Linked DNA regions of Mus musculus: all the other regions are linked to region 1. A link is a loop called in an ENCODE intact Hi-C map of the cell type or tissue named here. Cell type or tissue: left cerebral cortex. All regions are shown on one strand. Links, peaks and the distances in the headings refer to the core of each region. The heading gives the core; the rest is flanking DNA.

Region 1 (4,774 bases), core at 1,478-3,977:
TCTGATCATAATCCGGTGTTACTGTTTTGCAGCGTTTCTGTTGTTTTTGAACCACTGGTTTTATTTAATTTATGGTACTATGGCTCTAAAAGCAAGAGTTAATCAAAACTAGAAAGATTTTCCAGAACTCTGAAAGTTGTATGTTAAGAAGTGAGGCTTGGGTCATGACCAAAGAGCTGGGAATCCACTATCTGTAATGGTGGAGATTAAAGTTGTAGTTTTAATTTTTTGAGACACATGAAATGTATTGTCTATATCATTTAATCTTCAAAACAACCCTGTGGGATAAATTCCCTCCTTATCAGCAGTGTGGAAGACCAATTTAGAGAGGAGCAGTACCTATTTAGGCCACAGGACTGGTCTAAGAGGGGCTCAGGATTTCAATCATGGGCAGAAAGTTTTTCAAGGCACACTGTCCTTAGTATTAAACCTGGTGAAATTCTGACTAAGTTGGACTCAACACAGACAGGAAGACAGGGTTTTTCATTTGTTTGTTAGTTTTCTAATGATTAGTTTTGTGTTACGTTCATTTATACCAAAGAGGCAGAACAATGTAGGGCAAGCTGTTCCACTTTCTCTGGCTGAGACAGAGCCTGAGCATTCGCAGAGTTCCATTTTTTCTCTGTTCTCTTGCCTGTGTATCTCTAGGCAAGGGCAGTTATTATGTTGAGTGATATGTTGATAGACAGAGAATCCAGGAGAAACCATGTAACTTCATCTCCTAAAGTGTCTGTGATCATCCCTAGAAGTCTGAGAATTATATTTTTAGAAGTATTTTTTTTTAATTACGGATTTAAGAAGTTTACCTCCCACTCATCAGCTCCCACTCCTACCCATCTTCATTGCAGATAGGGCCAGGAGCTGATACCCTTTCTTTTTGCATTATATAAATTCTTGTGAGTATCCAGGCTAGATCTATGAGCATTGGGGTCAATATTTGAAAGAGACATGGGATCAGTACACATACATACACACACACACACACACACACACACACACACACACACACACACACTTCTCTAATTACTTGCCCTACTCTTCCCGTTTTAACTCCTCCTGTGATGGTTTGAATATGCTTAGCCCAAGGAATGGCACTATTTGGAAGTGTGGACTTGGAGTAGGTGTAGCCTTGTTGGAGGAAGTGTGATGATAATGGACTGACCTCTGAACCTGTAAGCCAGACCCAGTTACATGTTGTCCTTTATAAGAGTTGCCTTGGTCAGGGTGTCTGTTCACAGCAGTAAAACCCCAACTAAGACACCTCCCTTGTCATTCTTTGCCTAGATCCACTTCTTCCTTCAGAGAGCTCCCTGTTATTTCTCTACTCATCTCTTCTTGATCATTGCAGGGAGTGTACATGTGAATTGTGATGTCTCCATCACATTCCTAGGGTGACCATTTCAGGAAGTGAGCCCCTGAGAACTCTTGAGGACTACTTCCTCCAGCCCTGGAATTTAACGATGAACTACCAATTGATCATCTGCCTCTCCTTTACAATGTTAATTTCTTCTTTGAAGCAAGACAGGCATTCATTCGTCTTCTTACTGTCTTTATTGTTAACTTAGGAGTGGATGCCAGCTTTCTCAAGCCCACAGCATATGTCACACACTCCTCTTCTCAGTGCATCCACACTCTTGGGGTCCTCTCCCATTGGGTTCTTGGGTTCTCTACACTTCACTGGATTAAGTATCAGGTGGTGACCTTTATGACTTCAGAGACCTCCAAATGATGAATTCTGATGATTAAGTTCAGCCTGGTCAGGGTAAACTCTCTGGAAACATAATTCTTCCTAACCTGTGGTTCCAACATGGGATGTCCTTGATTCTCTGAGTATATTCTCACACACAGATACTGCTCTCATGGTATGGCAATACCAGATACCATTGCATGACACATTCATCTCTTATAGTTGCAGAATCTTAGACCTTATCTTAGTTAGGGTTTCCATTACTGTGAAGAGATACCATGACCATGGCAACTCTATAAAAAAAATGATAAAATTGGGTCTGGCTTACAGTTTCAGAGGTTAAGTTCATTATCATTATCGTGTTCCCACCATGACAGGCAGATGTGGTACTTGAGGAGCCAATATCTCTACATCTGATCTGAAGGCAGCAGAAGGACACTGGGCAGACCTAGGCATGTATAAGACCTCACAGCCCATTTCCATAGTGACACACTTCCCCCAACAAGGCCACACATGTGATTAGTGCTACACCTTGTGGGCCAAGCTTTCAAACATGTGAGTCTATGGGGCCATCCCTATTCAAACTACCATAGACCTGAAAGGGAACATTCATGATCATCTAAGAATACCTTCTCAGAGTGACTGATTGAGACATCATCTTAAAAGACTATGTGACTAAAGCTAGGCTTATAACCTTACATCTAATTTGGCTTTTACCTGTCATGGCTGGCACAGGGCTCCTGAAATGCTGCGTTCACTCTCCCATGCAATAGTACATACTCTTGCTTGAAACTGCATTCTGCTAGAGAGGACATTAATTACTGATTATTTTCCATGGAAAAATATTAAAATTGTATATTGGTATACTTGTAAACAACAATTTATCATCAATTAAAGCATATATGAGTAAATTATTTCTGCTCCTGGTAAAGCAACAAAAAGGTTAGGCTGACCAAAAACCAGGATTTGTACCCTACTTCTGACAGAGCCTTTACTGGGAAATTTTGTTTCATCAACTTGTATTTGAAAATAGGAAATTGAAATAAATTTAACATTTTTAAAGGATAGCTAGTATTGGCATTTGAAATTTTCCAAAGGCAATCCCTTGATCTTGGACTTAGAACATCCTTATTTCTGAGATACATGTCCCACCTTACCTGGTTGGGGACATAACTGAGGAGAAGCAGTTTTCCAGAGTACATGCAGCTCACACTGCAGTGGTGGGATTCTAAGGTTTCAACAAAGGGGAATCTGGGATATGACATTTTATTGTTCGTGATCTGAATAGAGGCCACCAAGGTGTAAAAAGTGGCCCAGTGGCCTGCATACTGCCTTTGCAGCCACTAGGTGGTACCCAGATGCCCCCGAAATCATCCCATCCCTGCAGTCAGTTCCCCTTGGCTGGGCTCTGAGGTAGGAGACAAAGAAAGCAAGCCTGAAGTTTGCGAGGTGGGGACAAAGAGGTGTTCTGCAGTGCCCTACATGGCCCTAGGCGACTCGCGTCCAGGAGGCTCGGAGCCTCTCTTTGCAAGCCAGGGGAAAGGATTGAACATTCCCCGTGGCACAGGCCCTAGGGCCCCCCGTGGAGGCTGGTGACTGGGACACCGGAGGTGGCGATGGGGTGGGCGGCAAGCTGGGAGTCTCTTCCAGCTGGAGAGTGGGAGTGACAGAAGCCGCTGACAGGGAGGGGGCAGGCGAGACACTCCATGCCCGTCTGGTGGGCGAGGGTTGCCGCGGTTTCCCCGGCTGCTGTGGTTTTCCTGGCTGTCTGACAATGGCAGAGCTGACTGAAAAGAAGGTTTTCCGGGTCCCCGTCCAATTGCCTTGAATTTCTTGTCCCCAGCCCTAGCAGGTTGAAGCAGTGCCCCACCTCAGTGTTTCAACAGCCTGTATTCAAGCATGCTTGTTGTAACACACCAGCCCTTACACCTAGTGGGCAAACGTCCTTTAAGGCATGCTATTAACCTCCGACCTCCCCCATTCTCTTTCTTAACCCAGGGCTTGGGCTATAGCAAAAAATAATTTTAAAAATCACTTCGAATGAGAGAAGATTTGCCAAGATTTAAGAGAAGGGAGAAATTTCAAGTAAAACATGAGTTTACATGTATGTAAGTATGAATTTGATATAGAGAGATTTGGAGACCGCTAATAACAGTAGTCATTTTGGAAATGTGAGGATTATGGGTAATTTACTTTCATTTCAATAGCATGCATATTGCTGGATTTGTTTTTGACAAGGAGAGAATCATAAAACCAAAAAGCCAACTACTCATGTTAGAATTCTTGGGCTTCTACCCCTTGCACAGCAGGAAACAACCAGGCAACCAAACAAGCAAAAAGAGGAGGAAGAGGAGGAGGAGGAGAAGGAGGAGGAAGAAGAAGGAGGAGAAGGAGAAGAAGAAGAAGGAGGAGGAGGATGAAGAGAAGGAGGAGGAGGAGGAGGAGGAGGAGGACAGGGTTAACAGAAAGCAGGCCTATGAAGTGGGGAAATGATGAGGGCTTCCATCTTTGCAAATGCTTTCACAAGTTAGAAAAAAAAATTAAGATTCACAGGAGATGAGCACAATCAACCAAAATCTTACCCAACAGGAAACCAAATAAATATTTGGAAAACAAAACAGGTTTAACTCCTTTAACTTGGAAGTGAGGATTAGTATAAGCTACAACTGTCACGTGTCACCTTATTTAGATTGCAGGGAACCAAACGCTGACGCTCGTCCTGTGGTGCTTTCATACAATACCAGTGGAAACTTTCACTGGAAAGTCCTTTCACAATAGCTATCAAGAATGTCTAATGTTGCAACCGCAGTCTGTGATGCCTGCCTAGCAAACGCTCAGTGCAGGGTTATTTATTTGCAAAAAACTGAAAACAATCAAAATGCCTAAAAATAAGAAAATGCTGTCTACTTCCATGTTCAGTGATGACAGCTCTATGCGTTCCATTAGATGATCATAACAAAGACAATGTTGTGATCGTGCCGTCAACGGAAGAAATGAATGTATGAGCAGCACTAAGTTGTGTTAATAGATTCACATATGAACAACTCATGTGTAAGACTGGAAGAAAACACGTGGTGACAAAAATAA
Region 2 (4,774 bases), core at 780-3,279, 270 kb after region 1:
GTAAATGAGCAGGATCAGCATCACCAACAGAATATAAGAGGTGAAATGAAGAATCTCAGGAATTGAAGATAAGCTAGAGAAAAATAGATTCATTCATCAAAGAAACTTAAATCTAAACGATCCTATGACAAAACATTTAGGAAATCTGGAACACTAGGAAAATACAAAACCTAGGAATAATAGTAATAGAAGAAGATGATCCCCGGTTCCAAGGGCCCAAAAATATTTTCAACAAAATCTTAGAAGAAAATGTCTCTAACCTCAAGAAAGAGATGCTTACAAGGAAGCTTTCAGAACACCAAATAGATTGGAACAGGAAAAAAAGTCCTCCGGCCACATAATAATAAAAACACAAAGTGTTCAGAGGATGGAGATAATATTAAAATCTGCAAGGGAGAAAGGACAAGTAACATATAAAGGCAGACTTATTAGACACCTGACCTCTCAACAGAGTCTAAAAGCCAGAAAGGCCTGGGCAGAGATGTCTTGCAGATTCTTAGAGACTGCAGATGCCACCCCACACTACTATACCCTGCAAAACTTTGAATAACCATAGAGGGAGAAAACAATATATTCTATGACAAAACCAAATTTAAGCAACATATATCTACAAATCTAGCCCTACAGAAGATACTATAAAGAAAATCCTAACCCAAGGATTTTAATTATACCCAAGAAAACACAGGAAATAAATAATTCCACATGTATAAAATCAAGAAGAGAAGATAACACACACACACACACACACACACACACACACACACACACACAAACTACCATCACCAACATAAAAATAACAGGAATTAGCAATCATTTCTCATTAATATCTCTCAATATCTATGCACTTAATTCCCCAATAAAAAGACATGACTAACAGAATGGATAAGAAATCAGGTTTCAATATTTGACTGCATACCAGAAACACACCTGAAAATCAATGATAGACATTATCTTAAAGTAATGGGTTAGAAAAAGATTTTCCAATTAAGGGTAAGGAGGAAGGGAAAACTGTGATTGGAATGTAAAGCTGAAAAGCCCACCAGTCCAGACTTACTAAGGCTATAGACTTACGAAGGTTATATATTGTTATAAAAAAAATGGGTGACTACTCTCTTCTGTAAGGACACGATAATATGTTTTATTTAATAGTTAGATCATCTTGGTGCAAAAAGTATCTCATAGGTCTTCCTATATGTAGGGAAAATAGCACATTATACCCTATTCACTTGTTGTCCACTATTCTGCATGACAGTTTACCAAACATTCCCTACAGAAGTGAAGTCTAGTCAGCCAAAGTTGACAAAATTCTCTATCAATTTTTTTCTTTCTGCAACCCTGAAATACTTCTAACTCCACAAATAGTTAAAGCATTGGTTAGAAAGAAAAACAACCACAGACACATAAACTGAACTAAATGAATACCAGGGTACATGCACATGCTATGCTTGCTAAAGGTAATAGACACCTAGAAGTAGGAAAGACAATGCGTTTAGAATCTGTAAGTTTTGCTGTGATTCTGAAATGATGTCCTTGGCAAAACCCTCTTGGAATGATTGGGGATAGGACCTTTAAAACTGATGTGAGCATTTGTATATCTGTTTGCTACTGGTTATTGGATTAAATAAAGAGTCACTTCTTTCTCTTAAGGATCATAGAGTTTAATATGTTCTCATTTGTCCCTGAACTTTGGATTCAGTTTCTGTATACCCTCACAGATTCCCATCAATATTTTCTCATCTACAGGCTTACTGGTTATTTCTTGTGAGGACAGACCCTTCATTGTCTCCAGCAGCTCTTGTGTGCCTCCTGGGTTGGCACTGCCTCTGGCCTTCTGCTGCCCTCTAGTGGCTACTATTCTCACATATGCCAAGGTGATTGATGATGGATCCCTGTAGGAGCTGTGGTCAATACAAACATCTGTGCAAAGGCCAGGGATGGCATGTGCCATTACAGCTGATAGGAGCAAGAAAGAAACACCCATTCAACTAATTTAGGGCCAGAGACTCTGTGAGTGAACAGATCTAATTCTTTTTTCTGGACTGAAAGCTGGAAATGTCCTTGGTCCTGTCTGCAGTTCTGTCCTCACTGTGTCCAGACATGCCAGAGGGAGTTCTGGTACATGGTTGCTTATTTTTCCCCTTAATCAGCACCTGTGCCTAGAAGCTGAATGTAAGATATGTCTAAAGGCGAGAGAAGACACATTATGGGTGGACCGACTGGGTTGAACACCTCCCCTAGTTTCTACAATTAGTTCTGTAAAAACTCCATAGATTAGCATCTCAATGATCTTTACACTTCCCTTGGTTCAGCTCCAGCTACACAGGACCCCTGCCTTTTCTCTTTCTCTTATGTTCTCCATAAACATTCCCAAACTCACCCTCGGCAATCCATTAGTTTCATTCTTCAGACTCTCAAGATAAAATGTGGAGCTACTGACTCTGAAATTTTTCTGTGGCTGTGAGATTCTGGCTCCCTAACTCATAAGTTAAACCCTTCCTGAGGTGAGACAGTCTCCACTGAACTCAAAGCCCCACCCTCCATCACCCCATTTCATCAGTGGGCTTACCAACTATGTAGCATCCTACGTAGACTGAGCAAATAGTCAGTGTGCTAGAGAGAGAAGAGCTGGCGATGACAGGGTAGGGGGTCACAATCTCTGTTAGAGATGTTTTCCTGGATCAGGATTGAGCAGATGATGTCACAGGGACATGTATTTGGTGCCTCTGACATATAATCAAATGGAGTCATCTTTAGATGGAATGTAAAATTTTTTATGGGTAGATGGGTATTTTGCCTGTTTTTATGTGAACCATTTCTATGGCTGTTTCCAGCAGAAGAGGTAGTTGGGTCATCTGAAATTGCTATTACAGATGTTTTGAACAACTGTGTGAGAGGGAGCTAGGAATTGTGGCTCAGTTCCTCTGGAGGAACAGCCAGTGTTCTAATCATTGAGCTGTCTCTTCAGCCCTCTTAGGCACAATTTTGAAGGTGACATATTTACAAGCACCCCCTCCCCCAATTTCTATTCTTGATTACTATAAAAATGCCCTCAAATGTATTCTCTTGGTGGAAGAGATTTACTCACTTCTTTAAAGTTTACTCACTTTTAAAAATCAAATGCCTGTTGGCAGAGTTGTTGTGCAGTAGTGTCATCAGTTAGACCCAAGAGTCACATGTGATGAAAAGCTGAGAAAGAATTGTTCAATGTGGGAGGGGAAAAAATATCTAGTCATCTCTCCAAGTTCATCTTCAGGTGCTAACATGACCTTTGAGTTAAATGGGTGGCAAGACCCATGCCTAACTCCTGCTAAGTAGTTTTGGCCAAGGTGTGGTTTTTACCCACCATGGTTCCAGTGCCTCCTGCAAGATGGTCTGATAACTTTCCAGAATTGTATGAAAACTCTTCTTGGGAGACAAGTGCCTTCTCTGGCTGGCACCAGGCTTCATCAGTCATGTTTTCATTTCAGCATGAAAGTTCTGAGGTAGTTCCAGTTCCTTGGGGTCTACTGTCCAATAGTCTGATAATCGAAAGGAAGGGCGAATGTTTCTCTTTAGAATCTCTTCATGTCTTCCAGGATGGTTTGCCTGCCGAAGGCAAGGTGAGTGGTGCATGCTGAGAACAAAAGTGAGCTCCCTTTACACTGCTCAGGCGAAGTTTAGATTTGAGTCGGTAAAGTGCCATCACTGTAAAATTAGTTACTTAAGTTAATCATAAGCAATTAAACTCTGGAGGGAAAAATGTTGGTTAGGGAGGGAATCATTAAAGGAATGATACATTAGCCAGAAATTAAAGACTCAGAGACATTGTTCAGACAAAAGACTTGATCTTGGGGAAGGACTGAGCCATCCAGAAAAAAGAAAGAATGTATCCTATTAAAGGGCAGGGGAGTGAGCAGCAGCCTAGTTTTAGCCAATGACTGGCCAACAGACTGCATCACAAATATCATTATGAAATGCAAAGGATAATTCTGATTGGAGCAAGGGATAACTTCAAGGGAAAATTACACCAGTGTTTTAATGGGTAGGGTGGGTGTCTGTAGACCTGGGGGGACTGGAAAATCAGCTTCCTGAGAGCACACTATGAAATCAGTTGCCAAAGCCGTTTACAATCAAGTTGTCATGTTTACAGGTCCTTGAAAAGCTGGTTTTAGTCTTTAATAGATGAGAAATGATGCCATTGTCTCCTACAAAATAGCTGAGGTTTTACTCGAACCAAATCTGTTCGGAAATGTTAAGCTGGTTACACAGAACTAATGTGCCTCAAGGTGGTCATTCTCTCTGGATTAAAGCCTGGGAACAATTGTGGCTCCTGTTACAAGGAAAATTACAATGGGCCATTATGGAGAGGGACAAAAATCTCTGTTCCCAGAGGGGGACTGACAAGCGGCAAGTCCCCCTTTGCATGCTAACACAAAAGCCTGATTGCTTCAGATTGCTTGTTTATGCAAATTGAAGGCAACACTAATTCTGAGACTGGAGCTGCGAGGTGGTGGGGATGTTGCTGATTGGCTGGGTTTTGCTCCCGGGCTGGTTACCAAACTGACAAACCCTATCATATTCATTCTGAGCCCTGAAAACCTTTCGGAGGAATCTTGCTATTGCACGTCAGACTGAGAGTTGGTTTCGAACTGTAGGAACCACAGCATTAGAGCTTATCGAAGAGCTTGCTTTCTTCATTGCGTCCTTAAATCAGACCTCAGTGAACATCATGACAGATACTCCTGAGACACTGAGCGGGACAGAGTGCAATGGGGACAGACCACCTGAGAATGGC
Region 3 (4,774 bases), core at 1,066-3,565, 85 kb after region 1:
TTCTCCAACTCCTCCATTGGGGACCTTGCTCTCAGTCCAATGGTTGGCTGTGAGCATCTGCCTCTGTATTTGTCTCTCAGGAGAGGCCATATCAGGCTCCTGTCAGTAAGCACTCCCTGGCTTCTGCAATAGCATCTGGGTTTGGCAACTGTATCCCCAGGTGGGGCAGTCTCTAGATGGCCTTTCCTTCAGTCTCTGCTCCACACTTTATCTCCATATTTCCTCCTGTGAGTATTTAGTTCCTCTTTCTAAGAAGCACTGAAGCATCCACACTTTGTTCATTCTTTACATGTTAAAAATGTTGTTTTCAAAGATAAAGAGTCTACCACTAATTATTTTCCCCCTGGTCACTGGTATCTCAAAAATCAAATGAGTCTTTTTAATATCACCAGAAATTTCATATGCATATCTACCTGTTAGTTTTTTTTCCAGCCAATTCAAAGGTCTTTAAAGACTACCCATAGCTTACACAATAAAGCAATATTTTAGGAGAAGAAATGCAAATTTTTCTTGAGGAAGGGAACAGACGTGCACTGTGCATCTATTTTGATGTGTTTTTCCTTTGTAGTAAAGTGTATTTTCTACAAATGGTGGCAACAACAATTTTGATCTCATATGGTACTGTAGAACTGTGCCATTTGCTGACCTGTGGAATCTATTTTCTTTCATTTGTATATTGGAACTCGTACCATTTTTTTAAATTAAAAATCATAAAGCAAAAGTGACTAAAATTATTTCTAAGGCTGACTCATGACAGGTATTGTATCTTGTTGGCGCACAGGCTTACTCTTGGAAACTAGCTACCACATTATAAGGAAGCCCAGGACATGCATGCATATTATAATGTAAATAATGTATAAGATGGTCCCACACAAAGTTTTCACACAACACCCAGAATCAAGCATTTGACATGAGTCTGAGAAGCCTTTGGAGGACTCTGGGTCCCAGCCAATGAATTATCTACAGGCTTAAATCTATCAGAATAGAGGAAATAATAAATGTGAATACAGTCTTTGTTTTTGAGTTTCCTCTGTTAAGGCTGAGTTGAGCCTAGAAAACAGTTCTCATGGAATTTTCCCCAAAATGCATATTTTGAAGGAAAATCAATGTCACTCTTTATGGCATCAGGTATAGATGGCTTTATGGGAAACAGTAAATATCTGGAAGACACTTTGGTTACAGGAGTGAAGTGCAGCCCCACCAGATTAATCCAGGTGGTAGTGGGTCTAGGATTGAGGCAGGTGAGATGGATCGTGTTAGTAAAAGAGCATAGATATTCAGGGCAAATCTAAGGGACTTTGTGAAATCTGCTGTTGATGACTGAAAGGAGTGAGTAAGTTGCTACAGGAAGCAGTAGGGAAGGAACACTCATACACACTTGCACAAAGTTTAGCAACAATATCTCCTGCAGTGAGGTGAAAATAGGAAATGTACCTATTTTCCCAGCTAAGGAGTATAGCAGAAAGAGGCTCGAAAGTGGCTTGCCTACCGTCTGTTTCTAACTGCCTGGAGTAAAATCCAAGGAAGAAAGATGAGCTAAAGAAAGAAATGTTATATATAAAGTCTCCAGGGCTTGCTGGGTTGGAAAAGAAAACTGTATCTCATTCCCAGCCTCTCCAGATGGCAAATGATGCTAAATTAAGACATGGCTTCTGAGCAGAGATCAAATCCAGGGTGCTGTCAAGAGAACACGAACGAAAGAGAAATACCTTTTGTTAAGTCTTTGTAGAGTTCTGGGCTAGTGTGTTATAGGTCATTTTGAACAGACCAAAAATTACCACGTGACAATTTTGTGATGTTTCTCCCAGATTTCTGTGAAATAATAAGGTTCCTGGGAATCTTAGAGTGGTATTGTTAAAGAGAGCCCTTGTTTTGTTTTAGTTTGTTTTTTTTAAAGGCTTAACTCAATGAGACTTATGCATGTGGCTTTTGTCTAATGGGATAGATTACAAATCGATTCATAAAAATATCCACAAATGTTTAAAGGAGTTTTACCACCTAGCACTGACAAGAATAGAGATGGTGTCTCTGGAAGAGAGAAGCAGACATGAGCATGATTCAACTACAAGAACGACCTATGCCTTAAGTCATAGTAAGGATGTGTTAGTGGATGAGAGTCCAAATGTAGAGCAAAAGGCAATGGAGAATTCCTTGGTAGTAGGTCTGAGCCCTAATCAAGGAGCTGGGAATATGCACCTGGCTATATTTTAGGATGGTTATGGCCCAGTGCCTACTGTGCTTTATCTGTTGGCTCCTTTTCAAATAAGCACACTTCTTGCCTCTCCATCTACCACACCATCATTTGTCAGGCATATGTGGAGTAGAGAAATCATACTTTCAGTTCACTTCTCTTAATACCAACATGATTAGCATCCAGGGTGCAAACCTCAAGGCACCTTGTTCTAAGGCAGTGATTTTCAATCTCCCAAGCTCTGGGAGACTAAAACTCTGGACTGTAAGCCTAAGCTTGATGACTTTGGGAAATGCTCTGGATAAAGGAATGAGAGTATTTTACTTGTGAAAAAAAATGGGAATTTTGGCCTGAAAGTAAAATTGTGTCAGATTTTTAGTTGCCCCCCACCCCCAGTAGGTACCATAATGGTTTTGTGTCAAATGTTCTGCTAGATCCTTGGCATATCTGTACTAATAAAGCCATGACCCATTTCCTCAAACAGGATAAGTCTTTACAGTTACTTCAAGAGTAGAATCCTGCTAAAAGTAGTAGTGCAGGTAGTGTGGCTCTTGAGGCTATATCCTAGAAAAAAACAGAACCTCTACCCCTTCCCTTGAAATGTTTGCCTCTGCAATTCAGGATATGTAGTGTGGGGAGATGCAAGAGATCAGGTGTAGATGTTTTGTTTGAGGGCACCAGCTAGGAATTCAGACAAGGACCAGAAGCAGTTAATGAGTGTGTGATCAATAACTGAGCCATCTCATAGCTTTTTGGTAGAGCATATATGAGCTATCCTTAACACCCTTTGGTTATTTGAGGGATAACAGTCCCCTAGAGTCTCGGGCACTTGAATACTTGCTCCCTAGTTGGTAGAAATATTTTGGGAAGGATTAGGAGGTGTGGCCTTATTGGAAAGGCATGTTGACTAGAGGCAGACTTTGAAGAATTTCAGTTTCCCCCTCCTTGCTTTATCCATTCAGATCAAAATGTGAACCCTCAGCCTCTGCTCCAGTCATCTGCTGTGAAGAGCAGTGCCGCGAGCAATCGCCATTATAAGATGGTGCTGGCCTCCACTGTGCCTAACTAGTAAACAAGCCTTGTACTCAGGTGCGAGAGTGAACTCACTCCTAGTCACTCCCATTCTCAGGGCGTAATAGTGGGGTGATGGGCGAGCAACGAATCAGGAGCTGTCACGCCATATCAGGTGCTGAAACGTCACGCTGCGGGAGGCGCCATTTTCCCGGTTCGGGGTCTTCCTGAAGAAGCAAGCAATAAAGCTTTTGCCGCAGAAGATTCTGGTTTGTTGAGTCTTTCTTGCCGGTCGAGTGGGATGCAACAATCTGCCTCTTACTACCTTCACTTCAACATTATAAATGTTATTCCTCCAGAAATGTAAGCCTAAATAAACACTTTCCTATGTACGTTGCCTTGCTCTTGGTGTTTTATCACAGCAATAGAGAAGTCACTAATACAGATTACAGGTGTGGTGGTTTGAATGAAACAGCCCCCATAGGGTCATATATGTGAAAGCTTGCTCCCCAGCAGGTAGAACTGCTTTGGGAAGGAGTAGGATTGTGATTTTGTTGGAGGACATGTGTCCATGGTGGTGGGCTTTGGGGTTTTAAAATCTGATGCCATTTCTCGTCTCTCTTTCTCTCTGTCTAATGCCGGTAGATCAGATGTAAACTATGAGCTATTGCTTCAACACTGTGCCTGACTGCCTGCCGCCATGTACCCCACCAGAGTGGCCATGACCTCTAACCCTCTGGGAGCTCCCAGTTAGATGCTTTGGTCATGGTATTTTTTTTCATAGCAATAGAAAAGTAACTAAGATACCAGAATTATGAGCAAAATGATTGTTTTAATGAAATAATATATGAGCCATCTATTTACTAATGAGGAGATAGGCTGGCAGTCATGTGATGTGTTAGAGACAAAGCTGAGCTTAGACCACAGTACATATGAGAATTAAGATTCTTCCATGCTTCATGTTACTCTTAAATGAGAGCATTAGATGACCAGAAAGACACCCATTTGAACTAGAAAGTCCATCAACCATTAGCTTGAGAAAACTGAGCCCTGTAGAATAAGGACAAGTCTTGAATCTTGCAAAGGTAGAGAACTGTCTTGAAAAAAAACAAACATGTTTTGCTCTCTTTAAAAGGTGTGGTCATCAAGTCTGTAAGATGGCTCATCAGGTAAATGTGCTTTGTACTAAACCTGATGACCTGAATTCAACCCTCTGGAACTGCATGGCAGAAGGAGACAACTGGTGCCTGAAAAATTTCTCCTGACATCCACAAGAATGCAATGACACCTGAACACACACACACACACACACACACACACACACACACACACACACACTAAAATATTTTTTAAATGTGTATTCACTATATGTGGTTAATTTGCTTCCATTTGAAGAAGTGACTTCACTGTAGGTGGCTTTACATTTAAGCACAAGTATCTCTCTGTGCTGGTCCATGAAGAGACATGATGTAGAAACTGCACAGAATAACGCATAAAATTAGAAGGACTCTGGGAAAGCCGTCTGGTTCACTTGTTAAGAAACATGCATGGGCAATTTTCACAGCTCAGAAT

Evidence for each region. Hi-C counts contacts between places; a loop is a spot of excess contacts. Peaks named below come from ENCODE experiments on the same cell type or tissue, not always from the same donor. Only the 100,000 strongest peaks of a DNase experiment are listed, where the experiment ranks them.
Region 2: it touches region 1 in a loop (2.0-fold over the local background); 4 of 42 quality-filtered maps call a loop at or near these places.
Region 3: a loop joins it to region 1, with 2.1 times the contacts of the local background. A loop is called at or near these places in 2 of 42 quality-filtered maps.

What each region holds. Positions count from the first base shown.
Region 1 is chr2:58,323,110-58,327,883 of GRCm38, reverse strand. All of the region lies in intron 1 of Acvr1c (activin A receptor, type IC), which reads left to right. Among named protein-coding and RNA genes, the nearest start is that of Acvr1c, 32 kb to the left of the region's middle. In left cerebral cortex, for the core only: a CTCF peak has its summit at 3,038 (motif pointing right); a DNase peak (open chromatin) is centred at 3,366; H3K4me3 peaks cover 389 bases; H3K27ac peaks cover 744 bases.
Region 2 is chr2:58,052,651-58,057,424 of GRCm38, reverse strand. Ermn (ermin, ERM-like protein) reads left to right here and starts at 4,561. Exons shown (of 3, transcript NM_029972.4): 1 at 4,561-4,774. The coding sequence starts at 4,709. In left cerebral cortex, for the core only: a CTCF peak has its summit at 1,841 (motif pointing left); a DNase peak (open chromatin) is centred at 1,836.
Region 3 is chr2:58,237,643-58,242,416 of GRCm38, reverse strand. No RefSeq gene overlaps it. Among named protein-coding and RNA genes, the nearest start is that of Gm13544, 37 kb to the left of the region's middle. In left cerebral cortex, for the core only: no CTCF peak of the experiment used is centred there; DNase peaks (open chromatin) are centred at 1,544 and 2,040; H3K27ac peaks cover 1,079 bases.